Regions from separate parts of the Homo sapiens genome. Here all the other regions are linked to region 1. A link is a contact called in ENCODE Hi-C or POLR2A ChIA-PET data. All regions are on one chromosome and are shown on one strand. Each heading gives the region's core, a stretch centred on a gene start or an enhancer-like site at or near the end of the contact. The rest is flanking DNA. Distances are from core to core; before and after follow the strand shown. Region 1 holds the start of ZNF689 (zinc finger protein 689). Region 2 holds the start of MIR762HG (MIR762 host gene). Region 3 holds the start of SETD1A (SET domain containing 1A, histone lysine methyltransferase).

Region 1 (2,700 bases), core at 2-2,501:
TGCTTGAGCTCAGGAGTTCGAGACCAGCCTGGGAAACATGGCGAAACACCGTCTCTACCAAAAATACAAAAAATTAGCAGAGCACTGTGGGTGCATGCCTTCACTCCAGCCTGGGCAACGGAATGAGACCCAGTCTCAAAAAAAAAAAGCGAATAACTAATGGCTCCGGTGCTGTGGCTTATGCCAGTAATCCCAGCCCTTTGGGAGGACGAGGCAGGAGGATCACTTAGCCTAAGGGTTCGAGACCAGCCTGGGCAACACAGGGAAACCCTGACTCAACAAATAACATAAAAAATTAGCCAGGCGTGGTAGTGCACACCAGTAGTCCCAGTTACTCTGAAGGCTGAGGCAGGACGATTGCTTGAGCCCAGGAGTTAGAGGCTGCAGTGAGCTGAGATTGCACTACTGCATTCCATCCCGCCCGGGTAACAGAGTGAGACCCTGTCTCAAAAAAATAAAAATAAGGCCGGGCATAGTGGCTCACGCCTGTAATCCTAGCACTTCGTGGGGCCGAGGTGGGTGAATCACTTGAGGTCAGAAGTTCGAGACCAGCCTGGCTAACATGGTGAAACCCCATCTCTGCTAATAAATATGAATATTAGTCAGGAGTGGTGGCACGCGCCTGTAATCTCACTTACTCGGGAGGCTGAGGCAGGAGAATCGCTTGAACGTGGGAGGTGGAAGCTGCAGTGAGCCGAGATTTCGCCACTGCACTCCAGCCTGGGCGACAGAGCACGACTCTGTCTCAAAAATAAATAAATAAAATAAAAATAAAAAATAATAAAGATGAAATATGTAATATGCTGGGCATGGCGCCTGCCCCCAGGAAATGCTAACCATAATTCCCTCCCCTAAAGGGCAAACAAAGAAGATAACCATTCTCCAAAGTCAAGGATGCTCTGAGAACACCAGTAAAAGGAACTCAGGATAATCTCAGCTCTAACTCGGCCAGAGTGGCTCCATCGCTCAAATCGTTCCCTCCTTCAGTGATTGGCTGAGCCTGCCAGAGTCGAACAGCGGAAAGCAGCCCCGGGGCCTCTTGCTGCCCCCAGGTCGGTGCAAGTCGCTTCACAACTCCTTGTAGTCGCCTGATCCTAGCAGTCCAGCTTCCTGCCCTTATGCAGCTCTTGGCTTCGTTCAAACGGACCGCCTTTGCTAGCACCCAATCAGAACGCTCGATCTTCGGCTCTCGTCCAATGAACGCGCGTATTGGGGAGGGGAAAAAAGACGGCGTGAAGCCCAATCGCAGCGCCATTACACTTGAGGGCAAAGAGGTTAGGAAGCCGGCATGGCGCTCCGGTCAATAAAATCGATAGCTGGAAGCTGCCTGTGTTCCAGGCAAAGGCGGTGCGGTAGCAGCGCCGCCATTTTCCCCGAAGGCATCTTCCGGTGCCTTTCACCCAAGTTCGGGCAGGAGTTTCCTGAATAACAGCAAAAGGTTTCCGTTAGCCCCGCGGGCGACCAATTCCGATTCCCTCCGGGCCTCCCCGGCCACGCTCAGCCCTGGTCCGGCAGGGGCTCCTCGATCCCAGGGGCCGCCAGCGCCCGAGGGCCGAGGCCTGGACACGGAAGGCCGTGGCGCCGGCTTCTCGGGTCCCATGGCGCCACCTTCGGCTCCGCTCCCTGCGCAGGGACCAGGAAAGGCCAGACCCAGTCGGAAAAGGGGCAGGAGGCCGAGGGCTCTGAAGTTCGTGGACGTGGCCGTGTACTTCTCCCCGGAGGAGTGGGGCTGCCTGCGGCCCGCGCAGAGGGCCCTGTACCGGGACGTGATGCGGGAGACCTACGGTCACCTGGGCGCGCTCGGTGAGGCCGGCCCCATCCGCTGCCGCGGGGCGCGAAGGGATGCAGGAGCCGGAGAGGGTGTAGGCAGGGAGGCCACGGTCCTGGCAGGCGACCAGGTTGTCAGGGGAGGTGGGCAGGGGCTTAGCAGGAGGTGCCGTCGGGGAGATACTACTCGGCGTGATCTAGGAGCTGGCCTTCTGATTTGTTCTCTTTCCCCAGGGTGCGCAGGTCCCAAACCAGCCCTCATCTCCTGGTTGGAACGAAACACCGATGACTGGGAACCGGCTGCTCTAGATCCGCAGGAGTACCCGAGAGGGCTAACAGTCCAGAGAAGTGAGTGCTAAATAACCACGCAGAGCCTGCAGCCCTCCTATAACGTTCTACCTCTAACGGCTCTGTCCAGAGTTTTGGTTGGGCTAGGGGTGGGTGCCGCGTATTTAGTATATTCATCTTCCCAGCCTCTTGTGTCTGGTGGTGTGGGGCCGGTCCACCACACAGAGATTCCTATGTCAGTCTGCAAGCTGCAGTTTTCCACTGTGTGAATGAATCAGTGGGCTTATTCTTCGTCTTTTTTTTTTTTTTTTTTTTTTGTAGAAACATTGTCTTGCTCAGTTCGGTCTTGAACTTCTGGCCTCAAGCGATCCTCCTGCCTTGGCCTCCCAAAATGCAGGGGTTACTGGCGTGAGCCATTGCAGCCAGCCAGAATCAGTGAGCTTTTAACAGGTGCTACCCTCTGCCTCCTTTCCAGGATCTCTGCCTCTAGCCACCTTTGAGTTGGACCAAAGAGATCCTAAACTTCTCAGAGTTTTCTGGGTTTTGGTTGAAGGGAGCTCATGGGGAACAGCTGCCTGGGATGCAGGGGCCTCTTTCTGCTCTTACGGCAGGATGACCCTTATCAGCGAAGGACATACTGCAATC
Region 2 (2,700 bases), core at 127-2,626, 270 kb before region 1:
CCTCTCCTGCCCCTTTCCCCAAGCTTTCTTCCAACTCATGCATAGAACTTCTACCACAAGGAAGCTGGCCAGGCTGTTAGCACTCCCGTTCCCTCTGTCTGTGAAGCCCTTTCCTTCCCTCCACCCTCCCCTTCTCTCTCTTATCTCAGGCTTTGGGTTTGATTTCACCTCCTCCAAGGTTCCCTGACCTTCAAACTAGGTCAGGTCCCTGGTTAGTCACTATACTTCCTCTTTCTCACCTCCTTCATCTCACTTCCCCTGCTAGAATAAGGCCACATCTGTCTCATAATCTCTGTCTTCCTAGGGCCTAGTGTGGTGCCTGGCATACAGTAGGTGCTCATTAATGATAAATGAATGAAAGCAAGCACATCTCCCTTTCTCTACTGGCAAAATCCTAATCCTTTTCTGGTTACATTTCTCCTGTAGCATCCAATTCTGTTCTCGAGACCCAAAAGATCCCTGAGGTCCTGTGATCAATGGAGTTTTAGCTCAGGTCCATTTCACAGTGGGCCCAGGGGATCCCCAGATTCATCCGTGGTTATTTCCCCAGGCACAGAGTGAGTGCACTGGTGGCACAGGCATACCCAGCAAGTGGCATAATCCCCCCCATTAGTTAACTGGGTGTCGCTGTGCATGGCTGTGAAGGCAGGGATGCACCTGGCTGGTGACCCCAGAACCCCTCCGGGTACGGCACAAGGGCAGAGCCCAAGAACTTACTTTCTGTCCTCTTGCATTTGCCTGTGGATTTGCAGTTGGTAATGGCGTTCTTGCCCGGCCCTCCTTTGTTCCTCCAGGCAGCCAGGCAGCTGTGGCGTAGTGAAAGGGCAGGATGCGGGATAGGAATGGAGTTATTCCTGATTCAGACTGATTTGCTCTAACTGTGATTTGGGGCAAGTCCCTTCCCCTGTCTAGACCTTAGCTGGCTGCCGCATCTAAAAAATGGAGCCAATAATCTTTTCCTCGTCTTTGGGGTCATCCATCTTTCAACCACATCAGGAGCAGCGGGAACCAAGTGCAGAGGATGGCCTTAAAAGCAGTATGGGAACCAAATTTTTGTAAAGTAAATATTTTCAACCTTTATATTTTGGAATCACCAGCGGTATTTATTACGTGCACTCTAGGAAATGGAGGCAATGCAATGCCAAAAACAGAAAGTAAAACTGCTGTCCTGTGCCGCGGCCCGGTGGAGGTTTTAATGTCTGTATCTTAAGATCTGGTGAGGGCACGGGTAGGTGCGGCTGGACTGAGTGAAACCAGCCCCGCTGGGCGCCTGGGCCCTTGTCTCAGGGCTGTGCTCGCAGTGGAGGCATCTGCAGCTCGGCACCCAGAGGCCCCGCGACCCTTCCAACCTTTGTGACGCTCCGCGGAGACAAAGGCCGGCGGCGCAGCCTTGGGAAGGGTTAAGGCCACAGACGCAGCCCTGCGCGTGCTAGAGCGGCCGGTGGCGGACTTCCGGTTGGGGCGCGGGCGCGCGCCGCGTGTTCCCGACCCGCCGAGGCTGAGACCTCGGGCAACCTCAGCAGTGCGCAGGGCTGCACTGTCTCCGTCTGCGGCCTGCAGTAAGCGGGTAGGGGATATGTCGCGTGGCCTCGCCTGGTCTGCGGCGGGAAACTCGCATCTAGGCCAGACCCTCCCGCAGGGTCCGCACTCGCGATCTGGGCTGTGGGCAGCATCGTGGCCCCTCGGGGCGTTATAGGGGCGTGAGGATCCCGGGCGAGCTGGGGGCGGGCGGCTTCTTCAGCTCCCTTGCGCCATGGAACCCACTGTATGCCCGTTATGCAGTCAGGAAAGATGAGGCCGGGAAGGAGGGCGTTACGCTGCAACCCCGGAGACCAGCTGTCCCTCGCGTTGCCGCAGTCGGCAGAGGCGTGGCCGGAGCCATTCCCGGTCTCCAGTGCGGCTGCAAGAGCGGGCGCCCGAGGGCGTTCTGCTCCGGGCCTCCACCCGCGAGCTGACCGTGTCAGGCGCGCCACACACGGCGCTTCTCATTCTCTCTCCACCTCGCGAGGCAGAAGCTGCCGTTCCCGTGTCACAGACAGAAAAACAGTCTGGGGTGATTTATCCGGAGTCAAGACTCAGGTCTGTGGCTCAGTCGGGAAGGATAGAAACCCAAGCTTCCTCCGAATGGTTCAGAGACCCGACCAAGTTAAATAATAATGGCCCTGGCTCAGGGGTCTTTAAGTCTTCCCCCCGCCCTCCCCTTTTGTTTTTGTTTTGTTTTGAGACCGCCTCACTGTCCCCCAGGCTGGAGTGCAGCGGTGCGATCTCCGCTCACTGCAGCTTCGACCTCCCGAGGGCTCAGGTGATCCTCCCACCTCAACCTCAGGAGTGTCTGGGACTACAAACACGCGCCACCACGCCCGGCTAATTTTTCTGTTTTTTGTAGAGTCAGGATCTCGCTATGTTGTCCAGGCTGGTCTGGAACTCCTGGGCTCAAGCGATCCTCCTGCCTCGGCCTCTGAAAGTGCTGGGATTACAGGCATGAGCCACCGCACCTGGCTACCCTTTAATTAACTCAAGGAGTTTAATAATTGAATTTAGGCTGGGCTCAGTGGCTCACGCCTGTAATCCTAGCACTTTAAGAGGCCACGTCGGGCAGATCACTTGAGGTCAGGAGTTCAAGACCAGTCTGGCCAACATGGTGAAACCCTGTCTCTACTAAAAATACAAAAATTAGACGGATGTGGTGCCACACACCTG
Region 3 (2,700 bases), core at 60-2,559, 350 kb before region 1:
AGCTCAGGGTGAATCCAGGCTAGGGAGCTCCAAGCAGCCCATCTGGACACACACATGCAGAAGAGCTGGGTCCAACTGCCCACTTTCAAGAAGGCAGGCTACCGTTCTAGGTGCTGAACAGAATCACAGAGGACGGGCGCCTGGAGCTCCCCGGATGGCAACCAAAGACCCGGGCACTCACGTTGACACTGAAGTGGACTCCATCATAGCGGTACACCTTCTGAGAAGGCCTGCGCAGGGCAGGGTCCAAGGCAGGATCCACGATGAGCTTGTAGTTCCGCCACTGGAAGCTCGGGGCCTTCTGCCCATCTCCCCCACCTTCCTGATCCATCTTTGCTCATTTACACTGTTAGGGGAAGAGGGACACGCAAGAAGGATCAGGACTTGGGGCCTGACTCCCCTGCCTTTCCTCATTGGCTAGCCCCGATTCCAGGTTCTCCCATCACTCCAGTTTCCAACCCTCACCCTGACCCGGGGCTCCCCCGGATTCTCCCCCAAGTACCCTCTGTTTCGCCACAACAACCCAGCCTCTTTCCACCTCCCAACTCTACTGTCAGGCCCCCAGGCCCGTCTCGAGCCCCCTTACCTTCCCGCTCTCCCTAGCGCGCGCCCCACTTGGCCTCGGAGCAAGACCCCTCCCCCGCCCCCTGCAGGCCCCGCCCCCTCCCGCCTCCTCACCGGCCAGCGGCCCGGGCCGAGCCCGGCCACGGCTCCCACACACCCGCTCTCCTCCCCGCGCCCCGATCCTCCGGCCGAAAGGTGGCACCTCTTCGGGGCGTTGGAAACACCGCGAGACCGAGCCCGAGACCCGGCTTCGACCCCGAATCCGGGCGGGGGGGTGGGGGGAACGTGCACCGCTGCCCTCTCCTCCCGCCCCGGCGCGTTCTGCACCCCCCCCAGCAGGTCTCCGCGCACGCGCGCCGCGCGGCCCCACTCACCCGCTCCCGGCGAGCGGCTCCCCCTCCCCCCACCTCGCGCGGCACCTCAGCGGCGCGAGGCGGCGGCAGCGGCAGCGCGAGACCCGGCCCCGCAGCGGTGGCGGCGGCGGCGCCCCCCCACCACCACCTCCCCGGCGCGCGCACCAAACACCACTGCCACCTGCGCGAGGCCCAGCGGGCACAGGGTCTGCATTCGCACTTTCGCCACAGGCGCTGCCGGGGGACCCACGGGGCCGAGGGTAGCGGCTTCGCCTCGGCCGGCGCCCTGGGAGGCTCGGAAGTTGCGGCCCAGGGAGCTTGGAGATTGGCCGCATCCCCCGGAGAGTCGGCTTCGCCACGACGATCTAGATGCTGCGGCCCGGGACCTTGACGAATCGGCGGCGACGAAAGCTGCGACTAGTCCCTGAGGAAAAGGGGCGGGGCGGAGGGGAGGAGGCCAGCCAGCGCTGGGGAACCTTCAGTGGCGCGTTCTGCAGACGCAGATTCACCGGGCGGGCGGGGCGAATCGCTGGACAGGATGCGCGCCGCTTTGCTTCTCTTCCCCGTCCCTTCCTTGCACTGCCAAATTCTGAGAGGCTGCAGATTCGCCACTGTTCCCGGCCTCAGCCGTAGCCTCCCCTTCATCCGCCTTGGTGGAGTCAAGAAAATAACGGCCCGTTAGCCAATCCCTGCTGGCAGAGTCGACAACTTTTTTTGGATTTTTCTTACTGGCCCAAGTGAGAGAATAGCCCGCTTCTGTCCCTGGGGAAAATGCCTCCAGCCCAGCGCTCCTCTCAGAGTCCGATGAGAATTTTCAGCCGAGTATCGAGGGACCCGAGGAATTCTGAGGATCCGACCTGGCGAATCTGCGGATTCCGCTGTGGGCGGGGCCGAGTCAAGGGGCGGGGCCAGGGCGTGCAGAGCCTGGGACTAGGGGGCGCCTCCGGGAGGACCCACGAGGACTCACCCGGATGGGAGGGACGGCCGGGAGGTGGAAAAACACAACCGTGAGCGGTGACTCAGGCGGTTTGCCCCGCCTCGCACATAAATGCAGGGTACCTTTCCTTCCCGTTATTGCCCTTGGGTGTCTGGCTGCTTAGGATGCCCATTTGCCAGATGGGGAGAGTGAGGCCTGTAGAAGGTGCCCTACTTTGCCGTACTCAAACCCACCATTAGTGGTTAAATCCAGGGACCGCCTCAAGGTTTTCTGATGAGCCTAGTGGGGCCTAAGTGCCCTTAAATGGGCCTTGTAATAATAAACGAGGTCCTACAGGAACGGGACTGGACTGGTGTGTCCTCCTGGCGTCATGGTCCCACTGCCCGCTTCTTTGGCTATGGCGCCCTATGCTCACGGGATGCCTCCGCACAAGGGCAGCAGCGGCCCAGGCCTACCCCTGGAACTCGGGCTGAGGTTTCTGAAGGCTGGGCACCGTTTTGATCCCGTGTGGGCGCAGGCACTCCCAGGAGGTCCCTTTTCCTGAGCTGAGGATGCCCCAAGCTCCTGATATGTGTACATCAGGCCCTCGCTATATGGCCTTGGGCAAGTCATTGACCTAAGTTTCAGAGTCTTCCTTTAAACTTGGATGTCAATTTGTACACATCCGAACAGTGCAGAAAAGACCCTTAGAGCCTGGTTTATGCAAATTCACCATTTTAAGTAATAGGAAAAGGTGGAAGGGAGACTTATCCAAGGTCTCACACCACAAGATAGAAGAAGATTAGGACTCTACAATTTTGAGGGAAATAAGGCTGAAAAAAATAATTTACGTGGAGGCATAGGTGT

What was found. Hi-C counts contacts between places; a loop is a spot of excess contacts on that map. ChIA-PET counts read pairs that join two places held with the same protein, here RNA polymerase II (POLR2A). Pooled maps may share reads with other maps.
Region 2: a loop to region 1 is called in a pooled map, with 3 times the contacts of the local background. The contact joins the promoter of MIR762HG here to the promoter of ZNF689 in region 1. A Hi-C loop is called at or near these places in 1 of 50 pooled maps. POLR2A ChIA-PET finds 5 or more read pairs at or near these places in 4 of 52 experiments (GM12878, HEK293T, HepG2 and 1 more).
Region 3: a loop to region 1 is called in a pooled map, with 4 times the contacts of the local background. The contact joins the promoter of SETD1A here to the promoter of ZNF689 in region 1. A Hi-C loop is called at or near these places in 4 of 50 pooled maps. POLR2A ChIA-PET finds 5 or more read pairs at or near these places in 2 of 52 experiments (HEK293 and PC-9).

Annotation. Positions count from the first base shown.
Region 1 is chr16:30,608,940-30,611,639 of GRCh38, reverse strand. ZNF689 (zinc finger protein 689) reads left to right here and starts at 1,251. Exons shown (of 3, transcript NM_138447.3): 1 at 1,251-1,803; 2 at 2,002-2,115. The coding sequence starts at 1,599. LOC124903678 (a long non-coding RNA gene) reads right to left here and starts at 1,166. Exons shown (of 2, transcript XR_007065051.1): 1 at 877-1,166. RefSeq lists an enhancer at 255-1,224 and a silencer at 1,512-1,561.
Region 2 is chr16:30,874,136-30,876,835 of GRCh38, reverse strand. MIR762HG (MIR762 host gene) reads right to left here and starts at 1,376. Exons shown (of 3, transcript NR_110942.1): 1 at 1,350-1,376; 2 at 718-806. MIR4519 (microRNA 4519) reads left to right here and starts at 1,513; the gene lies at 1,513-1,570. It also overlaps a transcript of BCL7C not described here. RefSeq lists a silencer at 604-663 and enhancers at 984-1,033, 1,064-1,273, 583-1,337, 1,544-1,803, 1,338-2,092 and 1 more.
Region 3 is chr16:30,956,363-30,959,062 of GRCh38, reverse strand. It overlaps SETD1A (SET domain containing 1A, histone lysine methyltransferase), which reads right to left and starts at 1,309. Exons shown (of 19, transcript NM_014712.3): 1 at 1,099-1,309; 2 at 182-346. The coding sequence starts at 331. RefSeq lists silencers at 601-690, 831-1,050 and enhancers at 1,651-1,780, 1,238-2,001.